Regions from separate parts of the Homo sapiens genome. Here regions 2, 3, 4, 5, 6 and 7 are each linked to region 1. Evidence: chromatin loops called from intact Hi-C (ENCODE). Cell type or tissue: CD4-positive, alpha-beta T cell. All regions are shown on one strand. Region 1 holds the start of MUCL1 (mucin like 1). Region 2 has its middle 49 kb from the start of TESPA1. Region 3 overlaps LOC107984515 (a long non-coding RNA gene). Region 4 has its middle 53 kb from the start of OR9K2. Region 5 has its middle 100 kb from the start of DCD. Region 6 has its middle 54 kb from the start of DCD. Region 7 overlaps TESPA1 (thymocyte expressed, positive selection associated 1).

Region 1 (4,000 bases):
AGCAAAAAAGAGCCCACATTGCCAAGTCAATCCTAAGCCAAAAGAACAAAGCTGGAGGCATCACACTACCTGACTTCAAACTATACTACAAGGCTACAATAACCAAAACAGCATGGTACTGGTACCAAAACAGAGTTATAGACCAATGGAACAGAACAGAGCCCTCAGAAATAATGCCACACATCTACAACCATCTGATCTTTGAGAAACCTGACGAAAACAAGCAATGGGGAAAGGATTCCCTATTTAATAAATGGTGCTGGGAAATCTGGCTAGCCATATGTAGAAAGCTGAAACTGGATCCCTTCCTTACACCTTATACAAAAATTCATTCAAGATGAAAAACTACTCATATATCAAACTTTAGAAATTCTTTGTATCACACTTTTCCTGTTTAATCCACTGTGCAGTTTTGATCTCTTAAGGGGACCCTAACTGATACATATGTTTAATCTTTTTTTCTTAGCAAGCCAGTCATTGTCTTAAGTCTGTGTGGTGGGTCTCTGCCTCTGTGGAGGGACACAGTGGGCTCTCAATAAGTAACCGTCTCCTAGAAGACCCTTCAATTTGTGTCAGTGTTGTTGGGAGGCCTTACAAAGGTGACTGTAGGGCTTATTCCCTACGGGGTATAATCAGATAGTATCTGTCTTTTAAGTCTTCCTTCCTTCTTTATCTCTTTTAAATATTTCTCTTTCACTTTTCCTTCAGAATATGTGTTTTTTTCTTAGCGTTATTTATGCTAATCTCTCACCATATTATGACAACTCTGTGCCTCATGGAAGATATGAGTTTACCCAGGACAAGGACACTGACTTGTCTTTCCGAGGTTGAAGACCACTCCCTCAAGAATTTCCTCTGCCTTTCTTCATTCACCTGATGGGGACCTCTTAGCATGTTTTGGGGAGTAGACTGGTTGCTGTTATCAGACAGACTCTCCAATAAAAGGAGAAATAGATGTTCAGTGCTCTTCCAGATTACAGAGATCCTTCCAATGAGGGTATGACCCAAAAAGGCATACTTTGTATGAAGAAGAAGAACTTTAAAGCAAGGGAAATCTTTAAAATGTAGAGAATTCCCTATGATTCTGGGTATTCCAAATGTTCATCACCCCTCTTTGAGGCCTCAGTTGGGTCCAGCACTTGATTGTGCTGTAAATGTGGATTGTTTTCCTCCCTTGCTGTCTTTACTTAGCAGCTTGGCTCCATTATGACAAAGGGCAAGTAGATTGATGGAACTTGGGGCAGTGCTGGGCCCTACTCAACAACTGCAGAGAAGTCTGGATGACCATATTCTACATGCACTCACCATTGCTTTCCTTCAGACTGACCATTTCCTTTCCGTTGCATTATCCAAATATACCACGTTGTTGATTCCTCAGCTCCTTAAGAGTCTGTTCAAATATCACCTATTCAGTAATGCCTTTTTTGGTCACCTTATATAAAATTGCTCCCCATTTTCCATCTCTAAACTCTCCTTTCTTCTTTCCTGCCTTCTTTTTTTATTAGGCCTTATCACCTCACACATAATACATTGTGTTTTCTCTTTCTTTACTTTTTTAGTGTATGAATTCCTGCAAAACCATGTATTAAATAAAATTTTTGTGTGCTTTGTTCGCTGTTATTTTTCTAACATCTAGCATTGTGTCTGGCATACAATAATGCTCAATGAATGTTTTTTGAATGAAAAAATTGATTAAATGGATGCATGAATTAACAAATGTTAGTTTATTCTGTATACTTACTCCTTGATTTTGAATTTTTATACAATGGTTGCTAAATCCAGTAAGGTCATAGTTCGTTCTTTAGATCATTCAGTGTTGGACTCACTCTGCACCAGTGTCAGATGACCTAATTACATGTTCAGGAGGGAGGCCATGACTCGAAGAATGCACAGCCTGAGTTACACCGGATGGTCTTTGGATCAGGCTGCTCTACCCTGATTATTCCCCTAGGGGGAGACAGAGGTCTAAGCACTCTGTAAGTGTATGACTCCTAGAATCTATGAAAAGAGCACTGCAGATTTCAGGAAGGCTGGTTATGGGGCATCTCCAACCTGTCATAGGAGCTGGTAATTATGGAGACACTATACCCTACATGTAAGAGGATGCCTGGAAGAGAAGTTGCCTGGAGCATATTTAACATGAGAGACTCGAATTGAAACCTGTTTAGCCAGAACCAATGATTTGAATTCACAACCTTTCCAAAGGGCCCCTGGCTGTGTTGTTGATTCTCCAGTGGTTTGTGTCCCAACGTTTCCTGGCATTACCTAACCTGGATTCTGGTTGACAGCTCCTGATTGGTGCCCTCTGCATATATATTGTCAGGATGTGGAATCCTGAAGTCAGCGCCTTGCCTTCTCTTAGGCTTTGAAGCATTTTTGTCTGTGCTCCCTGATCTTCAGGTCACCACCATGAAGTTCTTAGCAGTCCTGGTACTCTTGGGAGTTTCCATCTTTCTGGTCTCTGCCCGTAAGTAAAGATTCTTACCTGAACATAAGTTTTGTGGGAATATACATAAAATATCTCCTCTAAAGATGTGGGCTTATGGTTGCTTAGAATGTGCTTTTTTACCTCTCCTAACTTGTTCTATCACCATTTTGACTGACCGTTCAAGATGGAGATGGTTATCCTTAGGCTCTTCTTAATTCAGTCAGATCTTACTTCAATAATACCTTGGAACCCAAGTTTATTGTTACTGTTAGTAAAATATGTTCAAGAAGGTAATCAGAGGTTTATTTCGGGAAAGGAAAAATGACCACATATTAGGTTTTTATTGGTTTTCATGGGTTTTATCTTATCTGTGCACTTGTTCTTCCTCAACTGGTACACCAAGGACTGAGGGTCTTCCATTGTAAAGTCTGGAATATTGTCCATATTCTCTCTTACCTCCATCCTCCAAACTGGTATTCAGCTAACATCTTAATTTTTCCTTCTTCTCTTTCAGAGAATCCGACAACAGCTGCTCCAGCTGACACGTATCCAGCTAGTGAGTCTGCACTTGAATGTCATCTCTTTCCAGCAATAACCATTTTTCACTTCCAGCCTCATGTCAAACAGCCAGTTTCCATGTGGATAGTCTTTGTTATAAGGAATCCTAAGCAAAAGTCTGTGAAAGCTATATTCCTGATTTTAAAATTCACCACAAACATAGTGAATCTGCTTATTTCTTATACATTCTTAGAATATATGAAATCTAGGCCATAGACTTATACAAATGTGGACTTATTATTCATTGTTTTCCAGCATAAGGCACAAGAGCATGAGGTCTGATGTTGTAGCCTGAGAATTTTTGAGAGATGCCTCTAATAAATGGAAGGACTGAATATATAGCCAGTGTCAAAAAGAGACCAGTGGGTCTCAGAATTTGAAGTGATATGAAAATAAGTCCATTTGGATCACAAGTGAGGGTGGTGTGTGGGATGTGGAGTGCAGGGGTCAGTTCTAAGCTTTACTCTTTGTAATGGTCTATATTCCTTATTCCCAGGCTGATGTTTGTTTCCCTTCTCTAACCTGAAAACGAAGGTGGTAGACCAAAGCCTTTAGTCATTCTTGGGCTTCTCCCAAAGTGTTCTTCACATTCTGTACTGTGTGTGTGTTGTGCCCATGCACAAGTTAAGGGGGTCTGTCTTTATCCTTCGCATCTTGGGAATTTGCATCCTTTGGTCACAAGGGCATTAGCTTTAGTCAGACCTCACATATATTTTTCCTGCCATGTGAGGCCCCATTTAAAAAATATTTTCTCTCTTAAATAAAGCCTGAGACAGCATGGATAGAGTGTGGGTTTGGAGGTGGAGCTACTTATTTGCTGAGGTGAGTCTAACTCACAAATGTGGGGCCTGACTCTTGATCCTTATCAATAGCTCTTGTGTAAGGTCTAGAGAGAGAGAGATAATTTTCAAAACTCTTACCCAGTCCCCTTTGTACATATAGTAATTAATGGGGAATTTTTTTACTATCAGAAGTGTATTAATTTCTCCTGTTATATCTAATGTGGCTCTCACA
Region 2 (4,000 bases), 81 kb after region 1:
TTCCTGGCATTGCTGTGGCATTTGTAAACTGTCATGATGCTGTTAGGAGTATCTTTTAGCATGCTAATACATTATAATTAGTGTATAATGAGCAATGAGAATGACTAGAGGTCACTTTCATTGCTATCTTGGATTTGTTGGGTTTTGGCTGGCTTCTTTACCACATCCTGTTTTATCAGTGAGGTCTTTGTGACCTTTATCTTGTGCCAGCCTTCTTTCTCATCCTGTGACTAAGAATGTAGCCCAGCAGGTCTAAGCCTAATTTTACCCATCCCCTATTCAAGATGGAGTCACCTGGTTTGAATACCTCTGGCACTAACTTAGTCATTAAAGAGAATTTTTAAGACAAAATCTCAACTTAGCTGTTATCCAGGAATGAGGCTCAGGCTAAAGACTGCTCTCTACCATTGTAAAAGCAGGAAAAGTCACCTTCCTTTCCAGAAGCAAGCAGAACTCCAGAATGGAATTGTAATAGCAAAATAAACCTTAGATCTCACTCCAATTTTGGGAGATCAAGGCTTCACTGGAGAGGATGAAGCTCCCAGACCTCAGCAAGTTGTCCTATTGGTTTGAGCAATAAAAATAGCCCAAGTTAGTATCAGGCACCGTTAGGAGTTTTGCCACAGGTCAAGGGCCACCTCCACTCAGAATTTCATCATGGTTGCCAATTTGTAAACCTAAAACAGTGTCTCTATTAATTTAAAGGTTCATTTTGTCAAGGTTGAGGTTGTCCCTAGGAAGAAGAGACACAAGCCACGGTAGGATCTGTGGCCCACAATTTTTCCAAAGAGGATTTTGAGGGCTTCAATATTTAAAGTGGAAAAAGTGGGTGGGTGGGGAAAGGAGGAAGGAAAAAAAAGGGAGAATATGGTCACATTCTTGTGAGGCTTGGGTTAGCTATCACTGAATCTACCTGTTACATGTGAAAAGGAAAAGATAGAGGAATAGCCAATTATATATTTGTCTTGCACTTCATAAATCTGTACTTTGCTTAAGTTAAAGTAAACAAAGAGGAGAAGTCAAATATGCATTCATCTCAGGGTGGACAGGGGGACAATTTTTAGTTTCCTTTTGTTCCATACCTGTAAAGATAAGCTGTTAATTTACATTGTCACGGTGAGGGAGGCCCCTTGAGTAGATATATGTCCTCCTGTCTCATAACTATCTGTTTAGGAACAAAAGTAAAGTCAGCATTTTACATGACTCAGTTTCAAAGCTTTATTTTTCCCTTTGGTATAGTGAGTTGGAGTCCTGAGATTTTATTTCCCTTTCACAGGGGTACAGACACATTGAGGATGAAGAGGTTTCAACCATTTTTCTTCTAAGAAGAAAGTATAATAGACTCTTGGGTAGGACCTCAAAAATTGATCATCAGGAATTAATCATCCCTTTCCACTCCCAATAATTCTACCTTTCTACAAGCATAGTTGATTTTTAATCACATTTTTTTTTGAGACAGAATTTTGCTCTTGTTGCCCAGGCTGGAGTGCAATGGCACAATCTCAGCTCACTGCAACCTCCACCTCCCGGGTTCAAGCAATTCTCCTGCCTCAGCCTCCTGAGTAGCTGGGATTACAGGCACCCGCCACCACACCTGGCTAATTTTTTGTATTTTTAGTAGAGACGTGGTTTCACCATGTTGGCCAGGCTGGTCTCAAACTCCTGACCTCAGGTCATCCATCCGTCTCAGCCTCCCGAAATGCTGGGATTACAGGAATGAGCCACCACGCCCGGCCCACATTTCTTAATTGCCATGAATTCTTAAAGGTTTTTCTGAACTCACAGCCCTTTCAATTTTATGGAAAATTTTTGTTTGCAAGGATTTCCAAAGCAGAAGTTTTTAGCACTTGCTCAGTAATCGTCATGTGCTTCCTTATTATTACTGACAGTTAGTTCCCTCTTGGGTCCTTTCTTAACTTTGTTATACTGAAATCTTAGCTCTTTCTCTCCTCCAATTCTTTGGCAGGAAGAACATCCGTTCTCTGTTCTTTGCAGGTAACAACGTGGCTTAGACATGTAAGCAATGACTCAGTTCCTACTCAGTCTGCTCTTTCTTCAGCTGAGTCATCCTGACACCCACTGGACAAACTGAAATAGTCTTAGTCTTTTTTGTGTTGCTATAATAGAATACGTGAGGCTGAGTAATTTATAAAGAACAGAGGTCTTTTACCTCACAATTCTGATGGCTAGAAAGTTTGAGATTGGGCAGCTGTATCTGGTGAGGGCCTCAGGCTGCTTGCAGTCATGGTGGAAAGTAGAAAGGCAGGTCATGCAAACATATCACATGGTGAGACAGGAAGCAAGAGAGAGAAACCAAGGAAGTCAGGCTCTTTTTAACAAACCACTCTCCTACGAACTAATCTATTCCTATGAGAACAAGAGAGAACAAGAACTTGCCCCCACAAGAGAACATTAATCTATTCAGGAGGGATCTTCCCTTATAACCCCAAAACCTCCAACTAGGCCCCACCTCCCAACACTACCACACTGGGGATACAATTCCAACATGAGTTTCAGAGGGAAGAAACTCAAATCTATGGCACAGCCCAATGCATTTTTAAGGCATTTTTAGTAACAAATAAACTTAGAAAAAAAAAAATCTCAACCGTCTCTTTGCAACTGGGCAGGTTCACTTCCTTCTGAAGAACTAGACTCCTCAAGGACAGGAAATGGGCCCAGGCTTCCCTCATACTGTTCCATCGGGTAGCTTCTAAGGCTCTACTTTCAAATTGCTTACCTTGTTTCTTTGGGCATACCTATGAATAGAAGGGCCCAGTGCCTGCATTCTAGTAGTGATATACATTGAGAAACACATTGTATTCAAATGGATAACTTGAGATCTATTTCTGTTGTAGGAACTAACATAGAATTCATTTCAGTGTATAAGAAAGCCTTTAGATCTAACTTGAATCATTCTGGTTGTTTTTAAGCTCATTGAATGTAAAAGTATTTCTTATAATTCATTTGGGGGAGGATAATGCAAGGTAGAAAGAAACCACATGGAAAAATACCTCATGACTAAATCAAAGATTCAAACAATTAATATTGGTAAATCTGAGGTAATCTAGTTTAATATCCTTAGTCTTCATTCGTTCATGTATTTAGTCACAGAGCAACTCAGGCATAAAGCACTATTCTAGCCCTTGAGGATAATAGTGGACAAAAAGGACAAAAATACCTTCCCTCATGAGCTTACATTCTACTAAGGAGAAAGAGACAATGAACACATTAAATAAGTAAACATAAAATGTGAAATAGGATAAGTTCTATGGAGAAAAATTATGGCAGGAAAGGGGTAAATAGAAGATGTGGGCTGGTGCAGGTGGAATTGGAAGTGGATGAGAACACTGAGGCTGAAAGATGGAGAGAGACTTGTCCAGGGTCAGGCAGCAGGTTGGAGCCATGATGAGACAAGAATCAAGGTTTCTTTACCTTCAGTCCTGTGTACATTTCTCTACTCCTCCTGCATGTGCGAAGATCAGAAGGCACCCTTACGCAGATCACTGCATCCTGACTCACCCTGTTGAAAGTCAACAGGTTAAAATGCAGAACAATGTATTTTTTTCTTAAAATGTTGATACAATAACTGGTAAGTTTAGGGAGTGGTGGAATATGAAAAGGGAGTAACTGTGCCTTAAACTGCGACTTGTAAAAAAAATATAATTCCCTGGTATACATTTGACTTGGTTTAGAAAGCACTCTCTTATTCTTTTGTCTGATCTTCACAACAATAACTTGAGAGGAAAGCAAGCTTTATATTATTATCCCCATTTTAACAAATGAGGAAACTCTCAGGGTGCTCTTGAGCTGTCTCTGAATCTAACTAGAGCCAAATACCTGAGAATCTGGCTAACTTGAAGAGCTAACTTGAAATAAACACCCAATCCCTAGATTTTAGCAACTCTGGAGACCTTGTTAAAAATTTAGACAAATTAGATTTAAAAGAATTTATTTGAGCAAGGAATGATTCATGAATCAGTCAGCACTAATGTGATGGTTA
Region 3 (4,000 bases), 140 kb after region 1:
GAAAGTGGGAGTGAAGGAGATTTAAATGACTTAAAGTGCTCCACAGCTACATATTATAATTTTCCCTATACTTACACTGAACCTGTCCCTTTTGACCTATGCGTTAAGGAGTGAGAAGTAAAAAATCCTGTCCTTTAGGCCTTACTCTGCTTCTTTTCTGGGTTTCAGAGTCCTTAAATGTAAAATGAGGAAGTAAAAATAAACTGTCTTTAGGGTTCTTCCCAGTGTAATGTTTTATATTTCTAATAATACTATCATTTAATGAGTGAATACTCTGCGAAAAATGACTAATATATCTTAACTTGAATCCTGAAAACAATCTCAAAAGTGGATATTGTGATCCATAGATGAATTAAGTAAGATTGTGTCTCTTTCTGACTTTTCCCACCCTGCAAACCTCTGTCTTCACAGATGAACCCCCAACCTGTTACACAGTCATACATCACTTAGTGACGGGGACATGCTCTGAGAAATGCGTCCTTGTGTGAACATCATAGAGTGCATTTACACAAACCCGGATGGTATAGCCTACTGCACGCCTTGGCTATATGATGCAATCTATTCCTCCTCGGCTTCAAATCTGGACAGCATGTTACTGTACTGAATGCTGTAGGCAATTGGAACACAGTGGGAAGTGTTTGTAGCTCTTAACACATCTTAACATAGAAACAGTACAATAAAAATATAGTATAAGAGATAAAAAATGGTACACCTGTATAGGACACTTACCATGAATGTGGCTTGTAGAACTCGAAGTTGCTCTGGGTGAGTGAGTGAGTGGGTGCAGGTGACCGTGAAGGCCTAGGACATTACTGTACATCACTGTAGACTCTATAAACACTGGACACTTAAGCTACACTAAACTTACTTAAAAATATTTTTCTCTCTTCATTAATAAATTAACCTTAACTTACTGTAATTTTTTTATTTTATACAATTTTAAATTTTTGACTTTTTTGTTAATAACACTTAGCTGAAAACACACATTGTACAGCTGTACAAAAATATTTTATTTATATCCTTATTTGATAAGCTTTTTTAATTTTTAAATTATTTTATTTTACTTTTTAAACTTTTTAAAAAAATTATGACACAAATACACACATTACTTTTGGCCCACACAGGGTCAAGATAATCAATATCACTGGCTTGCACCTCCACATCTTATCCCACTGGAAGGTCTTCAGGGGCATGGAGCTGTCATCTCCCTATGAGGACGATGCCTTCTGGAAGAGGTCCTGAAGGACCTGCCTAAGGCTGCTTTACAGTTCACTTTTTAAACAAGTAGAAGTAGTGCACTGTAAGACAACAATAAAAAGTATAGTGCAGTAAACACATAAACTACATAAACTATACATAACTATACATAAACTATACATAAAAGTATAGTGCAGTTTAGTATATGTATAGGTACAGAGCACTATACATAAAAGTATAATGCAGTAAATACATAAACTACATACAAAAACTGTTACTCCAGTAACAGTTGTTTATTATCATTATTAAATATGTACTATACGTAGATGTATGTACTCTACTTTTATATGACTGGCACGCAGTGTTTGTTTACACGAGCAATCAACACAAACATGCAAGTAAACGTGAGTAATGCATTGTGCTACCACATTACCATGGCTACGACGTCACTAGGTGATAGGAATTTTCCAGCTCCATTATAATCTTACGAGACTGTGGTATATGCGGTCCATCCTTGATCAGAATATTGTTATGCAGCTCAAGACTGTACTCCTAATGACCACCAGGTGGCAGCCTATACCCATTCTTTAATCTCACAGTTACATAGGTGGAAATCTCAGATTAGCCCACTGCCCAGGAGGTTGTCTAACCCAGACTGATGAATTAACCCAATTATGGAGTATCTGGACAACCCCTGTTTGTCTGATTTGTATCACAGGAGATTGAACGAATTTAGGAGCTGAATAAGCAATCGAAGATTTCTTCCTTTTATTTTTTTGGATTTCTTTTTCGTCTTTGGAGACAGGGTCTCCCCAGGGCCCAGGCTGGAGTGCAGTGGCACAGTGATGGCTCACTGCTGCTTCGACCTCCTGGGCTCCAAAGATCTTCCAACCTCAGCCTCTCGAGTAGCTGGGACTAGGCACCACCACCATGCCTGGCTAATTTTTTTGTAGAGACAGGATCTTACTTAGTTGCCCAGGCTGGTCTCAAACTCCTGGGCTCAAGCAATTCTCCCCCCTCAGCCTCCCAAAGTGCTGGGATTACAGGTATGAACTACCACCATGCCCGGCCAGATTGCTCATTTTAAATTAAACAGTTTTCAGGGTTGAATAGAATTTCAAAAGGTTAAGGAGTAAAAAGTAGTCTGTACTCACAGAGAGATTTGAGTGAGCATAAATACCAAGATGGAAAAGTATAGGGTATGTTTGGGAAAAATCAAGTAGCTCAGCATGGCTATACTGTGAGTTGTGTTATGAGAAAGAGTGAGTGGAACCTAAGATAATTAACCTAAATTAAGTTTAGATCTAAGAAATCTTGAATACCATATTTTGGGTTATGAAATTTGTTTTAACTTTAACAGTTTTCCTTTGAAATAGAGAACTTCTGTACACCTGTCACTCTGACTTAAAATTGTTAATATTTTGCTTTATTATAATGTATTTTTTCCCAACATTTTGAGAATCAGTTGTAGATATTATGCCCCTTTGCCTCTTAAAATTAAAGACAATAATTTTCATAACTATAGTATAATTATCAAAATTTTAAAAATAACATTGATACAATCATCTAGTTTACAGACTTTATTGTTTTCCAAATAATATGTAGGATCACACACTGCATATAGTTTTCATGTCTCTTTTGTCTCCTTAAATCTGAAATTCTTTCTCTACTTTTCTTTATCTTTCATGGAAATTGAATTTTTTTCCTTTCCAATTTTTGTTTTAGGTTCAGGGGTACATGTTACATGGGTAAATTGGGTGTTGCGGGGTTTGCTGTACACATTCTTTCATCACCCAGGTAATGAGCATAGTACCTAATGGGTAGTTTTCTGATCCTCACCCTCCTCCCACTCATTACCCTCAAGTAGACCCAAAGTTGCTTCCTGCTTTGTGTCCATGGTGTACTTGATGTTGATATTTTTAAAGAGTATAGTCCTTCTATTCTGTAGAGCATCTCTCAATTTGATTTGTCTGCAGTTCATGTGATTCAATCTGCGTTAGACAATTTTGTCAGGATTACTACATGTGATGATGTCTCCCCAGTGCATCACATCAGGAAGTATGTAGTATCAGTTTTCCTATTATTGGTAATATAATGTGGTATTCTTTTTTTCCACTGTAAATTTATAATTTTCCTTTTTAAATTAAAAAGTACTTTTAAATATTTTCAAACTATGTCAATATCCTATTCCTTATTAAGCTTTCAACTCTCACCTACTAGTTTTGGTATTTTATCTTCTTAAGAGTTGGGAGTCATCAAAAATATATTGAGCTGGATAGGATAAAATCAGAACCATGTTTAGAAATGTCACCCTAGAAACTGTGAGTGTGTGATTTTACTATCTTCAACTCTGACACATTGTAGACCTTCCTTTTTTTTTTTTTTTTTTTTTTGGTTTGTTTTATTTTTTGAGATGGAATCTCGCTCTGGCTCCTAGGCTAGAGTACAGTGGTGCGATCTCAGCTCACTGCAACCTGTGCTTCCTGGGTTCAAGCAAATCTCCTGCCTCAGCCTTCCGAGTAGCTGGGATTACAGGCGCCTGCCACCACACCCAACTAATTTTTGTATTTTTAGTAGAAACGGGGTCTCACCATGTTGGCCAGGCTGGTCTCGAACTCCTGACCTCAAGTGATCTGTCCGCCTCAGCCTCTCAAAGTGCTGGGATTACAGGTGTGAGCCACCGCACCCAGCCTAGGCCTTCCTTTTGTCTGGGACTCTGGTACCCAAGTTCTGACCTGCTCCAGGTAATCTTTTAACCTTGAGTCTAGCACATACGAATCTTGGTAGATTGGTGATGTCCTCC
Region 4 (4,000 bases), 220 kb after region 1:
GCTCCTTTATTGCAACATTAATTCATTCATTAGGACTGAGCCCTCATGACCTAAACACCTCCCATTTGGTGCCACCTCCCAACACTGTTACATTGATGATTAAGTTTCCAACACATGAGTTTGGAGTAGACAAAAACATTCAAACCATAGCAGAGCCTTACATTTAGTAGTCCTATATATGTTGGCTGAAGTGAAGTGAGAGATGGCAAGAGGTACAAAAAGGGATGGTCAGATGCATTTTGTTTTGTCTGGTCCATCATGTTGTACATCACACCACAAACCCCAGTTTCACATAAATGAGCTAGGGTGACCAACCATCCTGGTTGCCCACCTCAGAACTTTCCCTGTTTTAGAACTGAGAAACCTCTCAGGCCCAGGAAAACCAGAATATTTAGTTACCTGACTGGGTTCAGCTTTAATGAGAATCTGACTTTAAGGTCAAGTAAAAGGTTTATCTACTTCTATAGCCCAATATTACTTAAACGTGAGAGATATCCATTCCTTTTATCATCAAAATAAACAAATGAAGTTCAGCCAAAATACGAATAAGGCTCTTGATATCAGAATATCTCCTATTTTGTTGTGGGAAAGGGGGTAGGAAATGGGAAGATACTGAAAGGAGAGTGTTAGGTCAGGGAGAGCTGGAACTAGAAAAAGGTCTGGAGTGATGCAGGATTTTTCTCAGCCCCTTTGTCAGACTAATGACAGGGGTGCCCTGTTTACTTGGCCCACCACACTCAACCCTTTGTGAGAGAGAGCATGTGAGTAAGTGAGTGGGATCCAGCCAGCTGCTTTGGGCACCAGCAGGAGCAAGCTCAGTGTGGAGCCTGCAGTGGTGCCCAGGTGGGGGTGCCTGCCACCCCAAAACCCCAGAGGGCATGTTTGCAGTGCTCTCATAGCTCTGCCATCTGCAGACAGCAGTGTCTTAGCAGCTCGGTTGGCCCGTTGCCTCATTGTGTGGGGTGGCTGCCCTCTGCTGGCAAGGGCAAAGAGCCAATGTGGCAGCCTTTTTTGGGTACCTGCACTCAGTGGGTTCTGAGCTCTTGGATGCTGGACAAGAAGAATGAGGTTAGCCTTGAAGGATGGTGAAGGCGGAGAATTTTATTAAGTGATGGAAATTGTTCTCAGTGGACAGGGGAGCTGGACAGGGGATGGGACAAGCAGGTAGTCTTTCCCCCAAAGTCCGGCTGGCTCTTTCACGAAGTCCAGCCAGCTATTCCCTGAAGTCAAGCCACCTCAGTGAAGTCAAGCTGCCTCTCTTCTCTACTGACTGAGTCTGGGGTCTTTATAAGCACAGGATGGGAGTGGGGGCAGGCCATAGGTAGTTTTGGAAAAGGCCATGTTTGACTGGTAAAAAGACATTACTCAGAAAGAGCCAATTGGGAGAGAGTGGGCAAAGAGGAATGGAAGTTCTCACTTTGGGCTGCAGGTCTCAGGCCACTTTGGCATGAAGGTGGGTTTTCACCGGGGACCCGCCCCGTCTGCCTAGAATTTCTCTGCCTCCTGCCTCTATCAGGAGGACCTAAGCAAAAATTTTGCTCACTACTTAGTTTACATATTTTGTTATTCCACCGTATCATTTCTCTTAGAAATAACAGTCCCTAGAGGATCTGGGATAGAGAAAGGCCACAGTGAATGTTTATAATACTGTGAAGGAGCTGCCCTGGAAACTAAAAGATCAGGTTCTAATCCTGGTTCTGTCATGAACTATTTTTGACCTTTGATAAGTCGCCTACATTTTCAGAAATTCAGTTTCCTCTTTGGACTCTGAAGGAAAATGTGGGCTCAATTGATCAAAAGATCCTAGTTCTTTGTAGATCGAATACTTAGGATTTAATAGGAACATCCTCTCAGAAGCCCATCATGACTTTTCACCACTGACTAGGCCAAGTATTGATGGTGCTATCATGGGGATGTGCTGCCACCTTGCGGTAGTTTGAGTTGTCCGCATGCACTAGTTTACTAGGAAAATCTCTGATTTATTTTCCTACAATATGTTGTTATTTTCACCCAAAGGAACACATTCTTTTAAAATTTGGAATCCTTAGGATATCTTCATTTACTTAGATTTTTTTGTAGCAATATTTTGTAGTTTTAAATGTAGAAATATTAAACATCCTTGATAAAATTTATACCTTTATTTTGATATTATAAATGGTACTTTTAATATTAAAATAAATTTAATTTTACAATTTCTGTTGTTAGTATATAGTAATAAATTGATTTTTATATATTAATTTTGTATCCCAAGATTTTTTTAGATTTATCTTTCGGTTTTAGCAGTTTTTTGAGGGTGGTAAGGGGGCTAGATCCTTAGGATTTTCTATATGCAAAATTATGTAATTTTGAATAAGGAAATTTAAACTTCTTCTTGACCAATCTGTATGCCTTTATCTTCTTTTCACCATTGAATATGATGTCAAAAGGTTTTAGTAGACAACACTAATAGAATGCTTACTGTTGTTTCTGTAGTCTTATAAAAGTATGAAATACATTAATCTTATTTATTTATTTATTTATTTATTTATTTATTTATTTTTGAGATGGAGTCTTGCTCTGTCGCCCAGACTGGACTGCAGTGGCGTGATCTCAGTTCACTGCAACCTCCACCTCCTGGGTTCAAAAAATTCTCCTGTCTCAGCCTCCCAAGTAGCTGGGACTACAGGAGCATGCCACCACGCCTGGCTAATTTTGGTATTTTTAGTAGAGTCGGGGTTTCGCCGTATTGGGCAGGCTGGTCTCGAACTTCTGACCTCAGGTGATCCACCCACCCTGGCCTCCCAAAGTGCTGGTATTACAGGCATGAGCCACTGCGCCTGGCCACATTAATCTATTTAATCATCATAGTCCTCTGGGATATGTACTATCATTGTTCCTGCTTTAAAGATGACGAAATTAAAGTTTAAGGAGGTTAAATGTCTTACCTGAGGTCATCAATGACAGAGCTATCAAATGGAGGAGCTGGATTTTAAACTTATTCATTATGTTATTCTACTGCTTTATGCTTCTTCCAAGAATTCTTAAAAGTTACATTTATTGTGGTACAGTTTCTTAGGCTTTGTTTATCTGAGAATATTTTTATGATATCCTTACACTTACGTTATAAAATTTTAGATTCTAACTTCTTGACTCAATTCTTTCAGTGCAACCTTTAAGAAATCAAATGGCAACATCATTCTTCTTTTAAGATCATCTGCTGTTTATTTCTGAAGGGTTTTCCAGATCTCTCTGTATTGTAGATATTTCTAATTTTTTCTATAACATGTCACTGTATTTTCTCCTTAAGTGTCATGTTTAGTCTTCTGTGTTCCCTTTTTGTTTGAAATTGTTCACATATGTATGTTTTATGTATAATTCTTACAAATTTTCAATCAGCGTGGCTGTTCTTAAGCATGTTTCCATTCATGTTTGAGCTAGGGATAAAAATAATGAGATGGTGAGGGACTTCCTAAATTTAAAATAAACATCTATTCATCTAAAGATCATGGAATTCTATTTTTTTTCCCAATTGCTTTGATAAAAAGCAAACAACATGAAAAAGTTATTGGCAGGTTGAAAAGTCTAACAGAAAACATTTGCTTAAAGCTGGTCTTCGGCTCTTTGTTTCCACTTTTATGACGATTAGGAAGCACCTGGACTAAGCCGGCAAGGCACCATGCCAAATGGAGCAGAAACAAGTTGCTCAGAAATTCATTAAATTTACATCTTAATGAAAACTATTTTCTGCCTAGAAACAGTATGAATATAATAAATCCCAGTGGGGAGATTCTGGGTTTGTTGGATAGGACTGAAAATGAAGAAAGTTTTTGTGTTGTAGTTGCAATTGTTAAATGATGAAAGAGAAGTTCTAAGAGCACTAGTGATTGGGAGACTAGGAGACATGTTTTTTCTATATGTAGAGTTCCAATTCAAACCCCCTAAATGATTCATAGACTACTTGACATTGTCTATAAATCACTAACCAGTGACTTTTATTGGGTTTAACTCATCTTCTCCAACT
Region 5 (4,000 bases), 110 kb before region 1:
AGGTGGGCAGATCACTTGAGGTCAGGAGTTCAAGACCAGCCTGGCCAACATAGTGAAACCCAGTCTCTACTAAAAATACAAAAATTAGCTGGGCATGGTGGCACGTGCCTGTAATCCTAGCTACTTGGGAGGTTGAGGTGGAAGAATTGCTTGAACCCAGGGGGCAGAAGTTGCAGTGAGCCAAGATTGTGCCACTGCATCCCAGCCTGGGGGACAGAGTGAGACCTTGACTCAAAACAAACAAACAAACAAACAAACAACAACAACAAAAAACAAAAACAGCATGGTATTGGTAAAAAACAGGCCCATAGGCCATGCGAACAGAATAGAGAACACAGAAATAAAGCCAAATACTTACAGCCAACTGATCTTTGACAAAGCAAACAAAAGCATAAAGTGGGGAAAGGACACTCAATTCAATAAATGGTGCTGGGATAATTAGCAAACCACATGTAGAATGATCCTCATCTCTCACCTTGTACAAAAATCAACTCAAGATGGATCAAAGACTTGAATCTAAGACCTGATACCATAAAAATTCTAGAAGATAATGTAGGAAAAGGTCTTCTAGACATTGGCTTAGGCAAAGAGTTCATGACCAACAACCCAAAAGCAAATGCAACAAAAACAAAGATAAAGAGATGGGACTTAATTAAAACAAAAAACTTCTGCACAGCAAAACAAATAATCAGCAAACAGACAACCCACAGAGTGGGAGAAAATATTCGCAAACTATGCATCCAACAAAGAACTAATATCCAGAATCTGCAAGTAACTCAAAGTCAGAATGAAAAAAACAAATAATCCCATCAAAAAGTAGGCTCAGGACATGAACAGACAATTCTCAAAAGAAGATATGCAAATGGCCAAGAAACATATAAAAAAATGCCCAACATCACTAATGATCAGGGAAATTCAAATTAAAACCACAGTGTGATACTACAGTCTTGTAAGAATGGCCATAACTGAAAAATAAAAAAAATTATAGGCGTGGATGTGGTGAAAAAGGAGTACTTTTTCACTGCTGCTGGGAATGCAAAATAGTACAACCACTGTGGAAAAGAGTATGGAGATTCCTTAAAGAACTAAAAGTAGAACTACCATTTGATCCGGCAATCCCACTGCTGGGTATCTGCCCAGAGGAAATAAGCCATTATATGAAAAAGATACTTGCACATGCATGTTTATAGCAGTACGATTTGCAATTGCAAAAATATGAAACCAGCCTAAATGCCCACCAATGAACGAGTGGATGAAGAAAATGTGATATTTTATATATATATTATATAATATATATAATTCCATGGAATACATATATGAATTCTACTCAGCCATTAAAAGGAATGAAATAATGGCATTCACAGCAACCTGGCTGGAGTTGGAGACCATTATTCTAAGTGAAGTAACTCAGAAATGGAAAACCAAACATTGTGTGTTCTCACTGATATGTGGGAGCTAAGCTATGAGGACGCAAAGGCATAAAAATAATATAATGGACTCTGGGGACTTGGGGGAAGGGTGGGGGGGCGTGAGAGATAAAAGTCTACACATTGGGTGTAGTGTACACTGCTCGGGTGACAGGTGCACCAAAATCTCACCACTAAAGAACTTATCCATGTAACCAAACACCACCTGTTCCCCAAACTGTTGAAATAATAATTAAAAAAAGAAACTAAATTAGTGTTACTCACAAGTAGAGGCCTGTTAATATCCCAATTTTCTATATAGCATCCTGGGATCTGACCAATCATAAACTCGTAGCATATTCCTCTTTTCTGGGCAAGAGTGATGGTGAGGGGGATTGGGACTCTTAACCTTTATTTTTTCTCCTGTTATCCCATGTGTTTAACAAACTTATGGTCAGCTTCTTGGAAGAATAATAGTTAAAATTTATTGATCACTTACAATATGCCAGGCACTATTCTAAACAATTTACATGTACAATTTAGCTTGATTCTCAAACTCATCTTTTGAATTAAGCATTATTATTACCTTTATTTTTTAGATGAGGAAAATGGGGCCAAGAGAAAGTTTCATAACTTGTCCAAGATCTTCTAGTTGTCAAGTTGGGATTCAAACTCAGGCAGCCTGGCTTAGAGCCTGCACTCTACCATTATTCTGATGGCAAAGATGGTAAAGTAGCTGATGCTGTGAAAAAATATTACACATACATTCACTTGAGACCAAACAATTGATTATACATGTTCTTTGATGTTTCCAGAGATGCTTACTTAATATATCCATGTAGAACTGAAATCAGTTAATTCGAACACAGTGCAATGGAGTTTATCTCTGCTGCTTGTTCATTCTTCCTGATTTTACTTTTGGATACAGCGTCTTAAGTTTCGTTACTGCACAGTTTTACAGTGACCTGCAGATGGCAGTATAGCCCAATTTAATGCAATGCCAGTAATAGAAAATGCCCTCTATTGAATGGTTTTGTTTTCCTCCCATTTTCATATCTCCATACAAAAGTTATGTCTCTAAATTGCATATTCTGCACCCTGATCCTACAGAGAAATTAGCTTTTAAGAATATTTCTTTTTTTCCCCAATTACAGCCACATGAATCCTTTCTGGGGAGGGTGGGTGTGGGTGGAATCTGGGTGGCTTCCTCTGCAGCTGCCTCAGACCCTGGGCACTGGTTACATTTTCAGTTTCAGCACCTACGTCAAAAGCTTATTTAGGGAAGGTGATGGATATATTAATCAGCTTGAGTTAATCTTTCTACAATCTATACATATATCAAAACAGCACACTGTACCCCATAGATATATACAATCATTATTTGTCGATTAAAAAAAGCTTATTGGTGAAACACATCCAACTATCGATGGAAATAAAGTGTTTCATTTTTCAAATAATTGCATCAAAAGCACTAATATCGTTACCCCACCCCAGGGATTTACTGAAGCCTCCTTGTTCTCCCTTTGGGTCTATAGATGAAGCTTAAAATTCTGACTTTCTCCCTTCCTGTGGTTCCGGGAATCCTGGCATCTTGATGCTACATTAGTGTTGGTGCTACCTATGGGCACTACCATGGTATCACATTCCTACAGCCTTACTCACCTGTTCTGCTCATTCTGTTTCTCTCTTGAAGGAACTCAAGGATATTTCCAGCATCATGTCATTTACAATTACTGCCATAGCTCCCAAGAAGGTTTTTATGCCAGAAAAATCAAAGAATATTCTGCCTTGGCCAAGCCATTTTTCTTCTAAGCAAGTGCTCCTTAGAAAGATAAATGTGCAAAAGAGTCAAGAAAAGCAAAGCAGCAAGGTTTTTTGGTTTGTGGTTAACAAACTCCTTTTAACAACTGCTTCCTCCCTACTTTCTTCTTCTTCTTCTTTTTTTTTTTTTTTCCGAGATGGAGTTTTGCTCTTGTTGCCTAGGCTAGAGTGCAATGGCACAACCTCCCTACTTTCTTTCCTTGACTGAGGTCTGTCTCTCTCTTGTAGATGCTCATATTTTTAAAACCTCTTAATGGGAGACTGCTCCTGATCCCACATTTCACATTCAAACAAAGGATCTTTTTTTTTCCACCTATACCAGCTTCCACCTTCCTCACTTTCAGACTTTCCTGGCACACGTGGACGCCTCCAGTACTTGCTCCATCATCTGCTGTATTTTAAGCCCTCGCATCCTCATCATCTAGTGTCCCTACTCCTATTTGTCTTTCCAGAGCTTTTCGACTACCTCTTTCTGGGAGGGCCCAAATCATGTTCTTCTTATTCTTTGTTTTACATTTTTACAACCTGTTATTTCACAACCTGTAGCCAGCTATTAAATAGTTATTGGATTAGATTGATTGAACTGCTTATTATCTTGCACGTGGTTCCTAAAGTAGAGATGTCTAGGAAACTGTGATACCAGTAATCCTTATGCACACCTTGGCTATATACTGCTACTGGTAGCTTAAAGGGAATACATTTCCAGATACTCAGTTTCCACATACTCTTTTCTAAAATTTGTTTGCCTGAGAACCAGCCTGTAACCAAGAAAT
Region 6 (4,000 bases), 150 kb before region 1:
GGAGAGAGCAGTGAGGAAACACGGAAACGCTAGAATCAGGACACCCACTCAGAGTGACATTGAGGCCTTTTCTCACCTGATTAAAACTTCTTTTAGCCTCATTTCCCAACCCTATTCCCTCCATCCACTGCTTTCATTCAAGGCACATCCAACTGTTCCTGAACATTCCAAGATGTTCCCATCTCCTTGCCTTTATTTATCCTACTCCCTGTGTCTGGAATGCTCTTCCCACCCTTCTCTCTTGTCAAAAGGCTCTCTGTTCTTAAGGCCTTGCATAGAAGACATCTCCTGTGTGGATTCTCCACGCCTCCCAGGCCTGAGTTAATTATTTCCTTTCCTTTCTCTTGTCAAAATGCTATCTGTTCTTAAGGCCTTGCATAAAAGACATCTCCTGTGTGGATTCTCCACGCCTCCTAGGCTTGAGTTAATTATTTCCTTTTGACACTCATGCACTCTTCAGTGCAGCACTGAGCTCTGCAATTGGCTTGTGTGTGTGTATGTGTGTGTGTTTGCATGTGTGTTGACCTGTGTTGTAGACACTGTGCTCCTTGAGGGCAAGAATATTTGTGTACAATTCTGGCATGTAGTAGGTGTTGAACAAATATGTCTTGAAATGAAAATAATTTTTGCTCAACGATGTCCTGAGGGGATATAGAAATATGCAGGAAGTAGAGGGGCTTGGAGCTGTAGAGGAATCTCAGAAGGGCCGGTTGATGTTGGAGGAATAGAAGAGCTCATTGGTGGTAATGCAGAGAGGGAGGGACATCTTGTATATGTGAAATTATTGAAAGTTAAATGATACAATTCTTGTTCTTGAGGTTATTTGCGCACTTTTAGGCTGGTAATTGAGATAAGGCCTGTGTGTGTGTGTGTGTGTGTGTATGTGCATATGTATGTCTGCAAATGAGAGAGAGAGAGAGAAACACACACACACACAGAGAGAAGACTATCAGGAAAGGATAGGGGAAGACCATGAGTTGAAGTATGTAGCCTTTCTTCAAGCCAATACTGGCTATGACTAATGTGGTAGGCAGAAAAATGCTCCCCCCACTCCAAGATGTCCACATCCTAATCCCGAGAACCTGTGATTATGTTATGTTACATAGCAAGGGGGAATTAAAGTTGCACATGGGATTCAGTTTGCTAATCTAACTGACATTGAGATAGGGGATTATCCAGGATTATGTGGGTAATCACAAAGGTCCTTCTGAGTAAGAGAGGGAGGCAGAGGGTCAGAGTCAGAGAAGGAGATGGGAAGCATAGTCTAGAGTGATGTGATGTGATTGCCAGCTTTGAAGAAGGAAGCGGGGCCATGAGCTAAGGAAAAGGCAAGGAAATGGATTCTCCTCCAGAGCCTGGAGAAGGAATACAGCTCTGCTGATGCCTTGATTTTAGCTCTGTGAGACCCATTTCAGACATCTGATCTTTAGAATGGGGAGGTCTGTGTTGTTTTATTAAGCTGCTAAGTTAGCGGTAATTTGCTAAGCAGCAATAGGAAATGTACAGGGAGGCAGATCTTTTTGGCAGGCTATTTTGTCCAGCAGCATCTCCCTCAGTGAGATTCTCCTCCCAGGGCAAAGCCCTAAGCAGCTCTAAGTTTTGAGCTAATATGGGAGGGCAATTCTGTGACAGCCCCTCATGTGCCCGGCTGGCTCATGGTAAAGACGGTGGGAAAGGAGAGCATATTAACAGGAATAGAGTGCAGCATCTACGTAAGTGCTTAGGACTTGATGAAGACTCATACATGAGGACAGAGTGCTACCATGTATCTAATTCCCTTTCCCTGGGTGCATTTCTTGGTGTGACTTGGAGTCACTGGGTGATCCAGGAAGAGATCTTTTTGAACCTCAAAGTCCTCATTTGTAAATAAAGGGGCTGAATCAGATTTTTCTCAGGCCACTGGCAGCTCAGACCCTAGCTTTGCCCTTCACTCACTCAGTGTCGCCTTTACCCCACCCACCCTTTTATTATCTTGCCTATGACATACTGATGCCATGGGGCCCAGAGACTTCTCTCTGGGGTGTGTGCCCTGCACAGACACCTTTCCTCAAACCCCTGGCTCCTCATTATCCTGGGAGAAAATCTTTGTACAGAATAATTGTCACAAACTATGTGTTTTTACCATATTCCCCAGATTCCAAAAGATGGTACTTCTGATGCAGAGGCTGCTTGCTGCTGGGGTGGAAGAGGGGAAGTACTATATGGAGAGACCTCTCCAGCTTTTTCAGTGTTGATTTTTGCTGTAAATAATTGGTCCTAGCTTATACAGAACAGCAGAGGGTGCTGTTGGACAACTAAATTTTGAGATGTTAGCTGAATGCCTGTGTGAATTTCATTTTTGATGATTCTGTGACAGGTATTTAAAACTGATTACAATTAATCTAGTTTGTGAAATAATTCAAATAAATACACAAGAATATAATAATATATTGAATACCCATGTGACGAACCTACTACTAGATCAAATTTTAATTGTGTATTTAACATTTTTAAAAAAGAAACAGCACAGTATTAATTTACCCTAGAATCCTCTCTTTCCACTCAGAACTACCCACTTTCATTAGTGTTTAATCTCGCCTTTCATGCTTTTAGTTTTTGTTACGTAACCATGTATCCATTAGTTATAATGGATACATTATAGTATCCATTATAACTATATATATAATAGTTATATATATATACTATATATATATAATATATAATCCCATATATATTATACGGGATTGCTTTGCAGATTTAAAATTTTATATAAATGGTCTCACACTTTCATTTTCTTCTGAAACTTGTTTCCCTCCCCGCTACTCTACAGTATACTTCTGAGCTTTATTTTTGGTGCTAAGTGTATCTCTAGTTCATTTATTTAAACTTCTGTGCAATATTCTGTTGTATGAACATAGCTGACTTATCTATTCCTCAGTTGACAAATTTTTGGTTTTCTATTTCTTTCTCTTATTAAAAATACAGGCTGGGCACAGTGCCTCACGTTTGTAATCCCAGCACTTTGGGAGGGTATCGCTTGAGGCCTGGAGTTCTAGTCCAGCCTGGACAACATAGTGAGACCCCCATCTTTACTAAAAATAATAATAAAAAAAAATAGCTGGGAGTGGTGGTGCATGCCTGTGGTCCCAGCTACTTGGGAGACTGAGGTGGGAGGTTCGCTTAAGCCCAGGAAGTCAAGGTTACAGTGAACTGTGTTTGTGCCACTGCACTCCAGCCTGGGCAACAGAGAGAGACCCTGTCTCAAAAAAAAAAAAAAACCAAAAAAACCAGCAAGAATGTTTTTGTTCTTACCTGTTGTGTACATAAGATAGAGTTGTGGGACTGTGTGATATGAACATCTTCAACTTTAGTACACATTGCCAAGTTGTTCTCCAAATGATTGGGCCAAATGCTCAGCAGCGGTGGTGTACAAAATGTATTTGATTTTTCCCATTTGCTCCAACACTTGCTATAATCAGACAAAAATTTTGCAAATACAATAAATATGAAAATGGTTTCTCCATGTTTTAACTTGCATTCCTCTAATTTTCAGTGAGATTGAGCTTCTTTTCATAGGCCTATTGTCATTAGCATTTATTCTTTGAATTTCATTTTACTCTTTTTTGCTCATTTTTCTATTCTCACTTGACTTTGCTTTAATTTATTAGGTTATTAAAGTTTTCTATAATATTCTGACTACTATTCCTTAGGTATATGAGTTGAAAGTATCTTCTATGTCTGTTTCTTGTCTCTTAGATTTATTTATGGTGACAGTTTTGGTTAGTTTTAAGTTTTAACGCAGTCATATTCATCAGAATGTATCTGTATAATTTGGGCTTTTTGAGCCTTGTTTAGGGCTTCTCTACCCCTATATGTTATAGAAATATTATTGTATATATTTCTAAAGGTTTAAACATTTTATTTTTCACATTTAAGGCTTTAATCTACCTGGATTAAAGTAGGCATATAGTTTTATTTTATTTTATTTTTTAAAATTTTACTTTAAGTTCTGGGGTACATG
Region 7 (4,000 bases), 100 kb after region 1:
ATATTGACCTGTGCTACCTCAGATCTGGTAAAAGAAACAAAAAGAACGACAAAAAAATAAAAACTTTCTCCTTGGCTCTGCCGCTTATAAGTGTGATAAAGGTCAAGTGGTTTAAATGTCAACACAGGAAACCAATAGAAAGGGCTGTGAATTTGACATTTTTGAGCATGGTGGAAATTATGAGGAAAGATGTGGGTCATCCTTTCTCAGGAACTTGGAGGAAGATTAAAACCTCTTTCCCAGCAGAGACTAAATGAGAAGGTGGCAAGTGAAGAAAGCTGTTGGCTGCGGGTCAAGGTCCTCTTTTAATAGAAAAGGTGCCTGTTTGACTTCATTTCGTGTTGCCATGACAATACCACAGATAACGGCAATTTTTAAAGAAAAGAAATTTATTTCTTACAATTCTGGAGGCTGGCAAATCCAAGGTCAAAAGCCTGCATCTGGTGAGGGCCTCCTTGTAGCATCATCCCATGGCGGAAGATGGAGGGGGAAGACAGCGTGAGAGGGCAAGAAAGCAAGACACAGCCAAACTTGGTTTTATAACAAGCTCACTTGAGATAACGAATCCTCTCCCACAATAGTGACATTAATCCATTTACGAGGACAGAGCCCTCATGACCTAGTCACCTCTCAAAGGTTTGACCTCTCAGCACTGCATGGGGGGTTAAGGTTCCAATATACCAACTTTGCGAGACTCATTCAAACCACAGCAGTGCCCTTGTGCTAATTACAGAAAGGCACTCACCCTATGTGAATGAATTAGAAAAAAATGGAGCTCGCTCTTAGAAGATGAAAGCCCTAGAGTTTTTGGATGGCAAGCTCAGTAGGGCTGGATTCTAATTCCCATTTGCCTACTCAGCTGGGTGTCTCTGGGCAATGCATGGGCTGCACAACGCTACACGGTGGCTGGCTGAGTGCTGCTACCACTTCCTATCCACTACTAACAAGTAGTAGTTAATACCTGGAACTTAAAACGACATTATAATGGAAGATCACTAATCTCCAGGAAATAATTACAGACTCTGAAAAAGGCAGAAGTGGGACTATTTCCCAGCAGAACTGAAAAAAATTATCCCACTTAGCTCTGCCTTTGATTGTGGTGAGTGAACTTCCCCCTTCCATATTTATCACACAGGCTTTAATATTGGCAGTACTGAGCTGTTGCTATAGCTCTCTCCGCTTCTTGAGATTTCTTAAAGGGTAATAGAGGAGTGGATTGAGAGAAATAGGTTATAGCTTTGTGAAAAGATGGTTAAACAAATGCACAGGACATTGGAAAAATTTGGGAACTACTGTGACCCCTTCCTCAGCCAAAGACTGCGTCAGGAAAGAAGAGATCTCTTATTCTTCTAGGTAATCATAGAAAAAAATCACAAAATATTTTCCTAACTTACTTGAGAGAAAAAGTGCATTTAATTTATAAAGTTATGCTATTTCATTGATGATCATAAACCATTTTTTGTAAGACTCATAATTATTTTACATTCCACTTAAGGAGGCAAAAAAAGACAACTAAATTGGCTGACACTATGAATTTTAAGGCACAACCTAATTTCAGAGATGTTAAAATGTGGAAAAATGTGTGCCTTAGAATCAATAAAATACAGCATTTTAAACCATTGCCTCTCCTGCTGTAATGAAGCCCCATCACTGGCAGAAAATGGAATCTAGTTAGGTACTTGAAATGTATGACTCCTAGCAATACTTTCTCCCTAGCAATTCAATTCTGATATTTTAAAATACTGACCTTTAGACAAAGTTGGGACAGGTTTGTGAGAGGAACTTGTGTTCTGGGCATTGCATTGCATAGATTGCCCAGGAATGTATAACCATATAAATCCTGCACACAGCCTGCTTTGTGGAACATCTTGGCATTTTTTTTCTTGTGCAAGGCTGACATCTGCTGGACAAACAACACTTAAGCAAAGTGTTGCATTTTAGAGTAAATTCAATTCTTGGCAAGAACCTACTTGTGGAGTATATACTACACATTTTCTGAGGAGAAGTTGCATGTAATTCTTATCTTTGTTTTTTTATAGGTAAGGTGTTTTTTCCTTCTGGCTTCTTTTATGATTTTTCCCTTTACTTGTGATTTTCTGTAGTTTAAAAATTATAAGCTTAGGTGTAGATTTTTGCGTTTTTTTGTGCGTGTGTTTATTCTTTTCGGTGTTCTCTGAGCTCTCTGGATCTGTGGTTTGGTATCTGACATTCATTTGGGGGAATTCTCAATTATTATTGTTTCAGATATTTCTTTTATTTCTTTCTCTCTTTCTTCTCCTTCTGGAATTTCCATTATGCATATGTTACACCTTTTGTAACTGTCCCACATTTCATGGATATTCTCTTATATTTTTTTCAGTCTTCTCTTAGCTTTTCAGTTTTGGTGGTTTTTATAGCTATAGTCTCAAGCTCAGAGATTCTTTCCTCAGCCATGTCCAGTCCACCAATAAGCCCATCAAAGGCATTCCTCATTTCTGTGACACCATTTTTTATCTCTAGCATTTTTTTTACTCTAAGGATTTCCATCTCTCTGTTCATTTGTTCTTGCGCACAGACTACTTTATCCATTAGAGCCCTTATCATTTTAGTTGTTTTAAATTTCCAGTTTGATAATCCTAACATCCCTGTCATATCTGAGACTGGTTTTAACGTTTTCTCTGTTTCTTCAACCTGTTTTTGCCTTTTACTATGTCTTTTTTTTACAACTGGACGCGATGTACTGAGTAAAAGAAATTGATGTAAATAGGCTTTTAGTAATGTGGTGGTAAGGTTTAGGGAGAAGGGAAGCGTTCCATGGTCTTATGGTTAGGTCTCAGTCTTCCAGTGAGACTGTGCCTCTGGATTGTGACTCTCACCTGTGCTTCTCATCCTCTCTGTCCCCTTTAATGGGACGGGATGGCTAGAGTAGGCAGGAGTTGGGTGTTTCCCTTCCTTCAGGTCGGTTAGTCTCTGATAAAACCTCATCCGGTTAGGTTTTTGGTATCTAGTTTCTCCCGAGGGAAGACTTTGTTAAGAGGAATAGAATGCTCTGCTGCATTTCAAAATGGTTCCTTTCTCCCGCCCCCTGCGGGAAACACTAGGGGATTTTTCTCCAGTATTTCCTGTGAGAACATGGTTGAGCTCCTAGAAGTAAGACTCCCAGAAACAAGGGGCCTCCCAATGACTGGGTCTCCCTAGAGTTTTTATTTCTCAGACTGGTCCATGCTGAGCATCCAGTAATTCCTCGGTTATTGTCCGGGTTCTCTACCGTGGTTCTGATTCCTGGGGGAGTTTATGCTTTGGGGTTTTTGCTCTAACAAGTCATAAATCTTTGCATTTGCCTATTTCTCTAATTTGAGGAGAAGTGGTTTGCCCTGTGACCCACTTCTCTGATGGGTCTAGAACGGTTACTAATTTTTCAGTCTGTTCAGGTTTTTACTTGTTGTTTGGGTGGAGTGGCCGCTTCTAGCTCCTAACATGCCAGACCAGCAACTGAAACCATCTGAAACTTCTTGAAGTGCATATGACATATTGATGCCTTCTGCTATTTACCTCTTTTGTGACTAAATACATACATATGATTCATATACCCTGAGATGTAGGTAGTAGGTAAGAGAGAAACAAGAGTGATTAGATTCCTAAAACCACAGAGAATTAGAATTAAAACAGTTAGAATTGTAAATATCTTTGTGTGTCTGAGCAAGTACCACTGAAATTTTGGAGTATTAACTAAGAAAACAATTAGACTAGAAAATGTAGAAAATGGTACCAAGATATCCAAAATAAAGGAATCTCTAAGCAAGATTTATTTACTTAATTCAATAAAGATTTTAATTTATACTATCTGGGGAAAATACCATTATCCCTTATGCCATTTTCTTTGTGGTTGTAGCAGATAGGTGGTTAAAACTACAGAAAGATTAATTTTCATTAGTTTAAATAATAAATTACTGGCCAAACTATTTAAAGGTATAAGAGATATCTCTGAAAAAATTAATACTGAAAAACTCATATCTGGAGG

Evidence for each region. Peaks named below come from ENCODE experiments on the same cell type or tissue, not always from the same donor. Only the 100,000 strongest peaks of a DNase experiment are listed, where the experiment ranks them.
Region 2: a loop joins it to region 1, with 3 times the contacts of the local background. A loop is called at or near these places in 13 of 110 quality-filtered maps.
Region 3: it touches region 1 in a loop (5-fold over the local background); 8 of 110 quality-filtered maps call a loop at or near these places.
Region 4: it touches region 1 in a loop (5-fold over the local background); 24 of 110 quality-filtered maps call a loop at or near these places.
Region 5: a loop joins it to region 1, with 2.6 times the contacts of the local background. A loop is called at or near these places in 20 of 110 quality-filtered maps.
Region 6: a loop joins it to region 1, with 15 times the contacts of the local background. A loop is called at or near these places in 10 of 110 quality-filtered maps.
Region 7: it touches region 1 in a loop (9-fold over the local background); 59 of 110 quality-filtered maps call a loop at or near these places.

What each region holds. Positions count from the first base shown.
Region 1 is chr12:54,852,174-54,856,173 of GRCh38, forward strand. MUCL1 (mucin like 1) reads left to right here and starts at 2,343. Exons shown (of 4, transcript NM_058173.3): 1 at 2,343-2,467; 2 at 2,943-2,984. The coding sequence starts at 2,410. RefSeq lists an enhancer at 542-711. In CD4-positive, alpha-beta T cell, a CTCF peak has its summit at 1,963; a DNase peak (open chromatin) is centred at 1,928.
Region 2 is chr12:54,933,439-54,937,438 of GRCh38, forward strand. It overlaps the pseudogene LOC105369778. Among named protein-coding and RNA genes, the nearest start is that of TESPA1, 49 kb to the right of the region's middle. RefSeq lists an enhancer at 1,553-2,752. In CD4-positive, alpha-beta T cell, CTCF peaks have their summits at 2,107 and 2,315; a DNase peak (open chromatin) is centred at 2,033; H3K27ac peaks cover 1,369 bases.
Region 3 is chr12:54,991,660-54,995,659 of GRCh38, forward strand. All of the region lies in intron 1 of LOC107984515 (a long non-coding RNA gene), which reads left to right. Among named protein-coding and RNA genes, the nearest start is that of TESPA1, 8.9 kb to the left of the region's middle. RefSeq lists an enhancer at 404-453. In CD4-positive, alpha-beta T cell, CTCF peaks have their summits at 1,751 (motif pointing right) and 1,955; DNase peaks (open chromatin) are centred at 492 and 1,712; H3K4me3 peaks cover 535 bases; H3K27ac peaks cover 812 bases.
Region 4 is chr12:55,071,325-55,075,324 of GRCh38, forward strand. No RefSeq gene overlaps it. Among named protein-coding and RNA genes, the nearest start is that of OR9K2, 53 kb to the right of the region's middle. In CD4-positive, alpha-beta T cell, CTCF peaks have their summits at 979 (motif pointing left), 1,970 (motif pointing left) and 2,184; DNase peaks (open chromatin) are centred at 957 and 1,907.
Region 5 is chr12:54,747,013-54,751,012 of GRCh38, forward strand. No RefSeq gene overlaps it. Among named protein-coding and RNA genes, the nearest start is that of DCD, 100 kb to the left of the region's middle. In CD4-positive, alpha-beta T cell, CTCF peaks have their summits at 2,374 (motif pointing right) and 2,576; a DNase peak (open chromatin) is centred at 2,379.
Region 6 is chr12:54,700,121-54,704,120 of GRCh38, forward strand. No RefSeq gene overlaps it. Among named protein-coding and RNA genes, the nearest start is that of DCD, 54 kb to the left of the region's middle. In CD4-positive, alpha-beta T cell, a CTCF peak has its summit at 2,300 (motif pointing right); a DNase peak (open chromatin) is centred at 2,281.
Region 7 is chr12:54,956,354-54,960,353 of GRCh38, forward strand. All of the region lies in intron 10 of TESPA1 (thymocyte expressed, positive selection associated 1), which reads right to left. Among named protein-coding and RNA genes, the nearest start is that of TESPA1, 26 kb to the right of the region's middle. RefSeq lists an enhancer at 2,968-3,017. In CD4-positive, alpha-beta T cell, CTCF peaks have their summits at 1,895 (motif pointing left) and 2,094; a DNase peak (open chromatin) is centred at 1,898; H3K27ac peaks cover 1,345 bases.